Regions from separate parts of the Homo sapiens genome. Here region 1 is linked to region 2. A link is an interaction called in ENCODE POLR2A ChIA-PET data of the cell type or tissue named here. Cell type or tissue: HCT116. All regions are shown on one strand. Links, peaks and the distances in the headings refer to the core of each region. The heading gives the core; the rest is flanking DNA. Region 1 overlaps DHX58 (DExH-box helicase 58). Region 2 overlaps STAT5B (signal transducer and activator of transcription 5B).

Region 1 (5,375 bases), core at 226-5,225, 150 kb before region 2:
CTGGTACTCGGCCTGGTCCATTTTCTGCACAGCAGCCACTGCCTGCTCCATCAGCGTCTCCAGCGCCTCGTTGATCAGCTCCCGCTTCAGCTCCCGGCTACCTTCAGTTGCTACAAACGCGTATACACTCTGATCGGCCCGGGCACGGCCCCTGGCCTGGGAAGAGAGACAAGGGGTGTCCTGAGTTGGGCTGGGGCCCCACACAGGATCCTATAAGGGCGGCTGAGTGGAGGAGGATGTGAGTACCTGGACCATGGAGATTTCATTGGTCAAGAGCCCATAACGCACCACCACATTGCAATGTGGGATGTCCAGCCCCTCCTCCGCCACACTCGTGGCCACCAGAAGGTTCAGGGTTCCATCTTGGAACTTCTGGATCACTTCTTGCTGGTCCCTCTGCAGGCGGAGGGCAGGGAGGAGAAAGAGGCTGGTACATGAGGAGGCTCAGACTGACTCCACCTGCCAGAGTAGCCTCTTCTGGTTCAGCCCTCACTCCCAATCTTGGTCCATCTCCCTAGAGTACTTGAATCCCATCTTTATCCCCAGGTACCCCCAGGATCTTGCCCATCTTCCCAGGTAACTGTCCAACCCCTATCTTCCCTAGGGACTCCTAAGGGTCCCTGCCCCTCTAGTCTAGGAAAAACTCTCAAGCCATAGTCTTCTGCAAGGGACCCCAGACCTGATCCTGTGCCCTGAGGAACTGCATCACCCACCTCTTTCCCTACGGACCCCCATGCCCAACCTTCTGCCCCCAAGGACCTCCAGACTGGGAGAGGCTCCAGCACTGGGGAGGTCAGTGTCCGCCCCTCTCCCCTAGCTCCTTGCCCCTCTGCCTGGGGATAGTCAACTTTCTCTTTCCCCAGGGTCTCCCTGCCCCCACCTCTCTGTGCTGAAGACCCTGTTCCCCGCACTTCTCTCCTATGGAATCCCTCCCAGCGCCAGCATCTTTCCCCGAAGCCCACACCTGGGTCATGTGGGTGCTCTGGCTGCTGTTCCCAGCCCCAATCAGTAGCTGGGCCCGGATGTCCACAGTCTGCAGGCCCTGCTGCTGCTGGAGCCAGAGCAGGAGGGAGTGTGCGCTTTGGCGGGTGCGGGTGAAGATGATACCCCGAGGGCTGTTAGAGCTACTGAACTGCCTTTGCAGGATCTTTTCCAGCATCTCCAGTTTTGGATTCTCTGGGCCATGAGTTGCCAAGTGGGCCAGCTCATTCTTGCGGTCTGTCAAAAACCCCAAAATTTAGCTGGGTGTAGTGGCACATGTCTGTAGTCCCAGATACTTGGGAGGCTGAGGGCAGAAGGATCGCTTAAGCCTAGGAGGTCAAGGCTGAAGAGAGCTATGATTGCACCACTGCACTCCAGGCTGTGTAACAGAGTGAGACTCTGTCTGGGAAAAAAAAAAAGAAAGCAAGAAAGCAAGAGAAAGAGAGAGAGAGAAAGAGAGAAGGAAAGAAAGGGAGGGAGGGAAAGAAAGAAAAAAAGGAAAAGAAAGAGAGAGAGAAAGAGAGAAGGAAAGAAGGGAAGGAGGGAAGGAAGGGAGGGAGGGAGGGAAAGAAAGAAAGAGAAAGAAGAAAAGCCCCAGAGGCAGAGGATTCAGATCTTGGAGTGGGGAGGGCACTGGCGGAGGAGGTTCTCACAGCAATAGGACTGTAGGCGTGCAGAAGGTGGGGGGTGGGGGGTGGGGGAAGGATGGAACTCCTGCTCAACTCCCCCACAGCAGCACCAAGAACATATTTAAGGATGCCCTGGCCGGGTGCATTGGCTCACGCCTGTAATCCCAGCACTTTGGGAGGGTGAGGTGAGCGGATCACCTGAGGTCAGGAGTTCGAGACCAGCCTGACAAATATGGTGAAACCCCGTCTCTACTAAAAATACAAAAAAATTAGCTGGGCGTGGTGATGCACACTTGTAGTCCCAGCTACTCGGGAGGCTGAGGCAGGAGAATCACTTGAACCCAGGAGGGGGAGGTTGTAGTGAGCTGGGATGGTGCCATTGCACTCCAGCCTGGGCGACAGAGCGAGACTCCCTCTCAAAAAAACAAAAACAAAAACAAAAAAGGATGCCTCCTACCGAGCCCACTCTCAAGGCCAGCCTCACACCGGGGTCATACAGTACAGAACCTCAGACCAGAACCCTCTTCTCCCCAGTGACCAGGATGACCCTTGAGCTTTTAACTCTGACCTCTGCTACCCAGATCTCTTGAGCCCCAGCCTGTGCTGCGATTTGCAACCTTAAATTTCACCCTCTGACTTTCAGCTTCACTCTCTCAGTCTAAAGGAACCACTCCTAGCTAATCCTTTTAAAAAATCTGGGCCGGGCACAGTGGCTCACACCTGTAATCCCAGCACTTTGGGAGGCAGAGGCAGGAGGATCACTTGAGCCCAGGAGTTAGAGATCAGCCTGGGCAACAAAGCAAGACTCCGCCTCTTCAAAAAAAATTTTTTTTAATTAGCTGGGAGTGGTGGTGCCCACCTGTACGCCTAGCTACTTGGGAAGCTGAAGGGTGAGAATTACTTGAGCCCATTAGGTCGAGGTTGCAGTGAGCTATGATTGCACAACTGTCCTCCAGCCTGGGTGACAGAGCAAGACCCCGACTATTAAAAAAAAAAAAAAAGTCAACAATGTTAATTAATTTTAACAACTAAGCAAAAACCTTCACAAATGAGGAAATAAATCAGTCCTACCCATGGCCTTGGATTTTGGTTAGAAAAATAGGATCTCCACCAGTATCCTCACGGGCACCTTCCCATCCGACCTTGGCGCCTGTGCCCTGGCCTCTGACCTCGCATCCAGGTCCCATCATCCCCGGCCCCGAAGCCCCCTCCCGCCCCTCACCATCGAACAGGGCCAGCAGCCGGCGCTCGGCACACAGGATCTGGGTTTTAGTGACGTGCTCCCTGTGATAGAAATCCTGCAGCGCAGCCAAGGCATCCACGGCGCGGACGGTGTCATGGATGAGCAGCGCGTCATTGTAGCGCCTCAGGTGAAGCGCATACACCCGTTGCTCCTGAAGCCCAGCCAAAGCCGCTGCGGGAAGAGGGCGCAGGGTCTGAGCAGCCCACAGCCCCGCCCCCTGCCCTGCCCCATAGGGCCGTCCCACTCGACTCCACCCCTGGGGTGGATAGGCCCCGCCCCAAAGGCCTCCGCCCCGGCAGGCCCCGCCCCTGACCACTCCCACATCCTCGCCTCCGCCAGAAGGGCTGCCCCTCTCACCAGCCTCACTCAGCTTCACCACCTGCTGCTCATACATTTGCGTCCCAAATTTCCGGCTCAACTCAGGCATCTCCAGGTGGTCATGGATTTGGTCCATGAGCTTCTTCAGCAAGTCCCCAAACGGATCCTGAGCAAGAGGAGAGTTGGAGGGGATTCCCATACACGTTGGAGGATGGGCACCCAGTGGGGGTGCTGACCCCGGCGTGTAGCACACCGCGACTGCCTCACCCATCTGTCTTAGCTGTGGTGTGAGCTCCAGAGGGAGGCCGGCTAGGGTGTGGGGGAGTCCTGCCCTGTCTCACCCGCGATGTGCTCTTACCCTTTGGCCTGGGCACGGTGATGCCTAGTGTAAGGCACATGGACGTGCTTTGGTCAAGGAATAGGCCGAGGCGGACATCCGGGCCAGAGTGACTCAGCGAGTTTGGGGGGCAGGCACGTACTCCACTTGCTATATAACCTGTTTGTGTAAGTTCATACTGGACTCTACTGTCAGTAGAAGGTAAAACTGCCCTGCTGACGCTGTTCACGGAGCTTGGTTCAGCTCGGCACGGCAGGGCACGCTTGCTCGCCCAGAGAGAGAATAATGCTACTAACCCCTGCAAGGGACAGCCGGTCGCCTTGAAGGTGGGCAGTGGGGAGCCAGGAACCCGCTTGTGCCCAGAGGGAAAGAGTTAAGCTGCTGACCCTGACAGAGCTGGCCTTGCCGGCCAGGGAGAGCAGCTGCAGGCGTGGGGGCAGCAGGAGCCACAGGGCCGGAGCAGACAGCCCAGATAAAGGTGGACAGTGTGAGAGAGCCGCTGCTGAATAAAACTACATTTCACCTGCCTATGGCCCCCCAAGGGTTCTTTCAGCTATCTGCTCACTCACTCCCTCCCTCCAGACCACAGCATGGGCTCAAACCTGACCCCAAGTGTAACATTTGGTATAGTTATGGACCTGACACCTAGTCCTTGTCCAGTCCAGTCATGGCAGACACGAGGCCGTGTCCACACTAGAGAGGGCTCAGTAGAGCCTCAGCACAAAGTATCCCTGCTCTCTGGTTTGTAGTGCACTCCCCAGCATGACAGTGATGTGACAGACACCAGTGGTGCCTTCTGAGTCAATCCAAAGAGCGGGCTGTGGGCATGGGCTGTATCTGCCCCATTTCACAGAAAGGAGAAATTGAGGCTTGGATACATAGCAAGTGACCTGAAGTCACAGAGCTAGTGAGGGCAGAGTCAGGGCCCAAGCCTAGGTGTCCTAACTTCACACCGGCTCCCGCTCTCGCCGTGTCCCTGCCCCCGCGTACCTGGCTGCGCCTGTGGCAGAGGTTGTACTGTTTGCAAGGCTGTTGGCTGTGCTCCTGCAGCTGGGGGCAGCAGTTCTGGGGTGACATGATGCACCACGTGTCCAAGTTGGCACAGAGCTGGGGGCAACAGAGGACTTTACTGGAAAGGGAGGGTCTGTGGGGACAATGGTCAAAGATTTGGGGCAGGATGGATCCCAGCTGAGGACAGGAGAATGTGGGCATTCGTCTACTCAAATATTGCTCGCCCTCTCTGTGCCCGTCTTGTTCTAGGCACTGGGGATACAAAGGAACTCAGATTGGAGTTGGAGAGGCAGATAATAAACCAGTAAAAGAATAATAGAACCGGCCAGGCATGGTGGCTCACACCTGTAATCCCAGCACTTTGGGAGGCCAAGGCGGGCGGGTCACCTGAGGTCAGGAGTTTGAGACAGCCTGGCCAACGTGGTGAAACCCCACCTCTACTAAAAATACAAAAATTAGCCAGGCATGGTGGCACGCGCCTGTAGTCTCAGCTACTCGGGAGGCTGAGACAGAAGAATCACTTGAACCCGGGAGGTGGAGGTTGCAGTGAGCCAAGATCGTGCCACTGCACTCCAGCCTGGGTAACAGAGACTCCGTCTCAAAAAAAAAAAAAGAGGCTGGGCACAGTGGCTCACGCCTGTAATCCCAGCACTATGGGAGGCCAAGGCAGGTGAATCACGAGGTCAGGAGTTCGAGACCAGCATGGCCAACACGGTGAAACCCCGTCTCTACTAAAAATACAAAAAATTAGCTGGGCATAGTGGTGGGTGCCTGTAATCCCAGCTACTCGGGAGGCTGAGGCAGGAGAATCGCTTGAACCTGGGAGGCGGAGGTTGCAGGGAGCCGAAATCATGCC
Region 2 (5,375 bases), core at 276-5,275:
ATAAAAGGTTAAAAATGGTAAATTTTATGATATATATACGTAACTCCACAATCTTTAAAATGGGGTTAAAAAACCAGTTTTTGCCTAATAAACTCACATTTTTTCTATCTTTAATGCTGAAATCCAAAGGAAACAAAGAGATATTTGCTGTCTCCTCTCTCTTCTCCCCCATCCCCCCAACTTTTTTTGAGACAGCGTCTCACTCTGTGGCCCAGGCTGGTCTCTAACTCATGGGCTCAAGTGACCCTCCTGGCTCAGCCTCCCATAGTACTGGGATTATAGGCATGAGCCACTGCACCCAGCCCCCTCTCTTTTCTTTCTTCCACAGTAAAAGGCACACTTTCAGTCCTTCTGAGGGTTGAAGTTCTCTGGATACACCTGCTGTATTGAGATTAAAGGGGAATACAATAGTCTTTCCTTATCTGAGATTTTGTTTTCTATGGTTTCTGTTACCCACAGTACAGCATAGTAAGATACAGTATTTTAAGATAGACTACATTCGGCCAGGCACAGTGGCTCACGCCTGTAATCCCAGCATTTTGGGAGGCTGAGGCGAGCAGGTCACGAGGTTAGGAGATCGAGACCATCCTGGCTAACATGGTGAAACCCCGTCTCTACTAAACAAAATACAAAAAATTAGCCGGGTGTGGTGGCAGATGCCTGTAGTCCCAGCTACTGGGGAGGCTGAGGCAGGAGAATGGCATGAACCCAGGAAGCAGAGCGTGCAGTGAACGGAGATTGCGCCACTGCACTCCAGCCTGGGTGACAGAGCGAGACTCTGTCTCAAAAAAAAAAAAAAAAAAAAAAAAAAAGACTACATACTTGTTCTATTTTATTATCATTGTTCTTAATCTCTTACTGTGCCTAATTTATAAATTGAACTTTATCATAATTATATATGCATAGGAAAAAACAATATATATATGTAGGGTTCAGTATTACCTGAGGTTTCAGGCATCCCTTGGGATAAGGCAGGACTACTATACTTATTTAACAGATACTTATTGAGTAACTATTACATGTTGGGCTCTGTTCTAGGTACTAAGAATGTGGCAGTGAACAAAACAGACATGCTTTATGTAACTTAGATTCTGGTATGTAATATTAAATACTTTAAAGTTTAAATAAATAATTGTGCCCCTGCTACACTTTCTAGTTTTTGTTTTTATTCTTCTTCTCTTTATTTCTGTTGGGAGAAAACAGATACCACCTGACAATTGAATCTTACAGGTCAATGACAAAGTCTGTGTGTTCAAACCAGTATCTGGGAAGAAGTTTTAAAAGCACCTCCACAACATCAAACAGGGGGATTACTGGCTTTTGTGAAGTCTTGGTGATGCAAAAGCAATTTCTGATAAAACCAGAACATCTGTTCATCCCTGCTGAAAGCCTATCATCTTTATGGAGCTATTGTATGTGCAAAACAAATCGGGTCCAATCAAGGATTCCACAGTTAAGATCATTTCAGTGTGGCATTATTCCAGCTTTGGTCCAGGACATACAGTTTTATTTACAGGATAACTTTCATGATTGCCACAATCAAATCAAATCCTTTGTCTTTCAAAGGTGATTTGCAGATTCAATCTTCACAAAGCACTAAAAATATAGAGCATGGAGTTAAAAATTCACAATGGGACCACACACAAATAGCAGTACAGGGTGGTAGATAGCTAGCCAATGTTTACTTTCTTCTTTTTCCCATAGAATAAAATATAGGTCAAATTCTACTAAAACAACAAATACCACCACAGTGAAAACCTAGGTATAACAAAAATATTTTGAAACACTTAAAAATGTCCATGTGTTTCTTAATCCAACACAATATACTTTTATAGAATCAATATAATGAATTTTATGAGAGTGCTGAATCCTAACCACTAGACAACCAGGGAATTATAATGAATTTTAAATCAAAAGAATGACTCCTTAGAGCATAACAACTTTGTGTCCGCTCTTTAATTTTCATCTTTAGGGACATATTTTAAATATTTCAAAATAGGCTGTCACAGTATATTTGGAAGAAAGGAATTTGTTTCCCTTTATGGAAATCATCCTCAAATGTATTGAGGAATAATTTTACATTCAATAAATTACATCAGGATGTTTCCAATGTTATAATGAACCTACTTTTGGCAACATAGTAAAATAAAGGGGTTCCTAAAGCCCACCCATTAGTAAAAGTTATTGAATATTTTATTTAACATTAAAAGGTCAACTAATTTGGCTTAGATGTCAGGCAATATCCAAAGAAACACAGAAGTTCTAGCCATTTCTTCAAAGGTTCCTTCTGAAATCAGGTATCCTTTAAAAAGACCATTAAGGCTGGGCACGGTAGCTTATGCCTGTAATCCCAGCACTTTGGGAGGCTGAAGCGGAAGGATCACCTGAGGTCAGGAGTTTGAGACCAGCCTGACGAACATGGTGAAACCCTGTCTCTACTAAAAATACAAAAATTAGCTGGGCATGGTGGAACTTGCCTGTAATCCCAGCTATCTGGGAGGCTGAGGCACGAGAATCACTTGAACCTGGGAGACGGAGGTTGCAGTGATCTGAGATCACGCCATTGCACTCCAGCCTGGGAAACAGAGCGAGACTCCGTCTCAAAACAAACAAACAAACAAAACCATTAAGATAAACTAAGTAGGAAGTGGCATTACCTAGATTCCAGAATCTCTGCAAGTCTCCCTTCTGAAGCTCCGTTTGTTCAGTATTCCTCACACAGTGGTGTTACCAGTCATGGTGTGAACTTGGCAGTTTAGGGAGGCTACCACCTCACCTAGGGGGAACTAAAAATGATTCCCCTCCCTTAAGTATCTCCTAAGACTACAGCAAAACTGGGGGGAACTCTCTTTTGAAAGGAAAAATTTCATCTGTAACTAGATCCCCAATTTTAAGCATCAACTTGATGTATTTTATAAAAATGAAGAGTAGCTAAGACCAAAAGGTGAATATGATTCTTTTCTAGACAAATTCAGTTTCAAAAATAAAGTTAAACAACACTCTGAAACAAAACAAAAATAACAAAACACCCTGCCTAAAAGTGATTTGACAGTTGAGGTATACCTGAAACAGGGTGGGCTGTTTATTTTTATTCAGAATTTTGTTTTCAGAGATGGGATCTCACTATGTTGCCCAGGCTGACTTGAAACTCTTGGGCTCAAGCGATCCTCCCACCTTGGCCTCCCAAAGTGTTGGGATTACAGGCGTGAGCCACTGCACCTGGCCAGAGAGGGCTTTTCTACTCCCAAGAAATGAGAGGTCCTCTGAAAGCAGGAGCTTCAAGGACATGGGTAATGCTTCAGCCATGCAAGGATGCAGCAGTTTTCAAACAAGAGGGTGCATCTGTGGGTGTCTGGGTGTGTCTTGGGGGTGAGGGAATGGTAGGAAGCTTTAAGGGCATCACTTTCTTTAGGTAAGAGACACTTTTGTGCTGGGCGCGGTGGCTCACGCCTGTAATCCTAACAGTTTGGAAGGCCAAGGTGGGTGGATCACCTGAGGTCAGGAGTTTGAGACCAGCCTGGCCAACACAGCGAAACCCCGTATCTACTAAAAATACAAAAATTAGCCGGGCGTGGTGGCAGGTGCCTGTAATCCCAGCTACTTGGGAGGCTGAGGCAGGAGAATTGCTTGAACCTGTCGGGGGGAGGCTTCAGTGAGCCAAGATCATGCCACTTCACTCGGCAAAATAGCGAGATTCTGTCTCAAAAAAAAAACAAAAAAGAAAGACACTTTTATTTCCTACAGAGCAGTGGCTTCAGTTCCCACAGGGCAAGAGACCCTATTTGTTTTGTTTTATTTTAAGTTCCAGGATACATGTGCAGGATGTGCAGATTTGTTACACAGGTAAACATGTGCCATGGTGGTTTGCTGCACCAAGCGACCCTATTTGTATTTGTTGATTGTAAGCCAGATGTTATAAAGCAGGAGACAGCCCTATATTTCATTTCCCTTCGTTAGAAGGCCTATAGCCACACTGTTTATTATGGTAGCCTCTAGCAGCATGTGCTACCTAAGCACTTGAAATGTAGCTAGTGCGACTGGGGAACTGAATTGCAAATTTTATCTCATTTGAATTAACTTAAATGTAAACCTGGAAACTGGTGTTCAATTTAATACTTGGAAAACCTTTCAGTACGTTTGGAACACCTTCAGTATGTGAATCTACTTTATCAACTGAAAGTTTTATGAAATCTGAACACAGTTCATGCATTTCTGGTGAAAATTTGGTGGCTAAATTGAGAGATTTTATAACTGTAAGATACACACCAGATTTTGAAGCATTCGTACAAAAAAAGGAATGTAAAATATCTCAGTGTTTTTGTGGGCTTTTGGGTTCGTTTGTTTTTTTTTGAGACAGGGTCTCACTCTGTTGCCCAGGCTGGAATGCAGTAGCACGAACACGACTCACTGCAGCCTTAACCTCCTCGGCTCAAGTGATCCTCCCACCTTGGCCTCCCAAGTAGCTGGGACTATAGGTGCACATCACCATGCCTAGCTAATTTTGTTGTTGTTGTTGTTAGAGACTGGGTCTCACTATGTTGCCCAGGCTGGTCTCGAACTCCTGGACTCAAGTGATCCTCCTGCTTTGGCTCCCCAAACTGGCCCAAAATACCTCATTAATCAATAATTTTTATATTGATCAAATGTTGAAATGATAATTTTTATATATTAAAGTATATTGTTAAAATTAATTTTATTTTTACTTTTTATTGTGATACAGACTAAGAAAATTACAATTGGAGCTCACATTATATTTGTATTGAACAGTGCTGGTCTAGAACATAAATATTCCACATACTGTACACAATTATTGCTTAGTTTCCTAGTTTATATGTCTTACCTTTTTTTTTTTTTTCTTGAGACAGAGTCTCATTTTGTCGCCGAGGCTGAAGTGCAGTGGTGCAATCTCAGCTCACTGCAACATCTGCCACCTGTGTTCAAATGATTCTCCTGCCTCAGCCTCCTGAGACTACAGACATGTGCCACCACGCCCGGCTAATTTTTGTATTTTTAGTAGAGACAGGGTCTCACCAAGCGGGCCAGGCTGGTCTCGACCTCCTGACTCAAGTGGTCCGCCCACCTCAGCCTCCCAAAGTGTTAGGATTACAGGCATAATCCACCATGTATGGCCAGAAAACATAATTTTGAATTAAACGAGATTATCATGTTTTTAGGAAGTAGAGGAGGTAAGAGGTGATAAGCAAAAAATAACCAAAAAGAAGAGAATGATTTATTTATGTAGGCATATTGAACAATATATGTTTATAGTTTTATCTTTAATACAGAAAAACACTTATTTACTTCATGCATTTTAATTAACTACTTTATGGATTTAGGTTTTAAAAGCACTAAAAAGTACTACGTGATTTTTAAAA

Evidence for each region. Peaks named below come from ENCODE experiments on the same cell type or tissue, not always from the same donor. Only the 100,000 strongest peaks of a DNase experiment are listed, where the experiment ranks them.
Region 1: POLR2A ChIA-PET joins it to region 2 with 5 read pairs; 2 of 35 experiments call an interaction of 5 or more read pairs at or near these places.

What each region holds. Positions count from the first base shown.
Region 1 is chr17:42,104,772-42,110,146 of GRCh38, forward strand. DHX58 (DExH-box helicase 58) reads right to left here. Exons shown (of 14, transcript NM_024119.3): 6 at 4,499-4,615; 7 at 3,211-3,337; 8 at 2,833-3,024; 9 at 965-1,218; 10 at 247-396; 11 at 1-156. Among named protein-coding and RNA genes, the nearest start is that of DHX58, 5.3 kb to the right of the region's middle. RefSeq lists enhancers at 1-565, 566-1,497, 2,920-2,979, 3,141-3,653 and silencers at 3,080-3,129, 3,084-3,299, 3,140-3,239. In HCT116, for the core only: no CTCF peak of the experiment used is centred there; a DNase peak (open chromatin) is centred at 3,130; H3K4me3 peaks cover 1,141 bases.
Region 2 is chr17:42,256,077-42,261,451 of GRCh38, forward strand. All of the region lies in intron 1 of STAT5B (signal transducer and activator of transcription 5B), which reads right to left. Among named protein-coding and RNA genes, the nearest start is that of STAT5B, 18 kb to the right of the region's middle. In HCT116, for the core only: no CTCF peak of the experiment used is centred there; no DNase peak of the experiment used is centred there.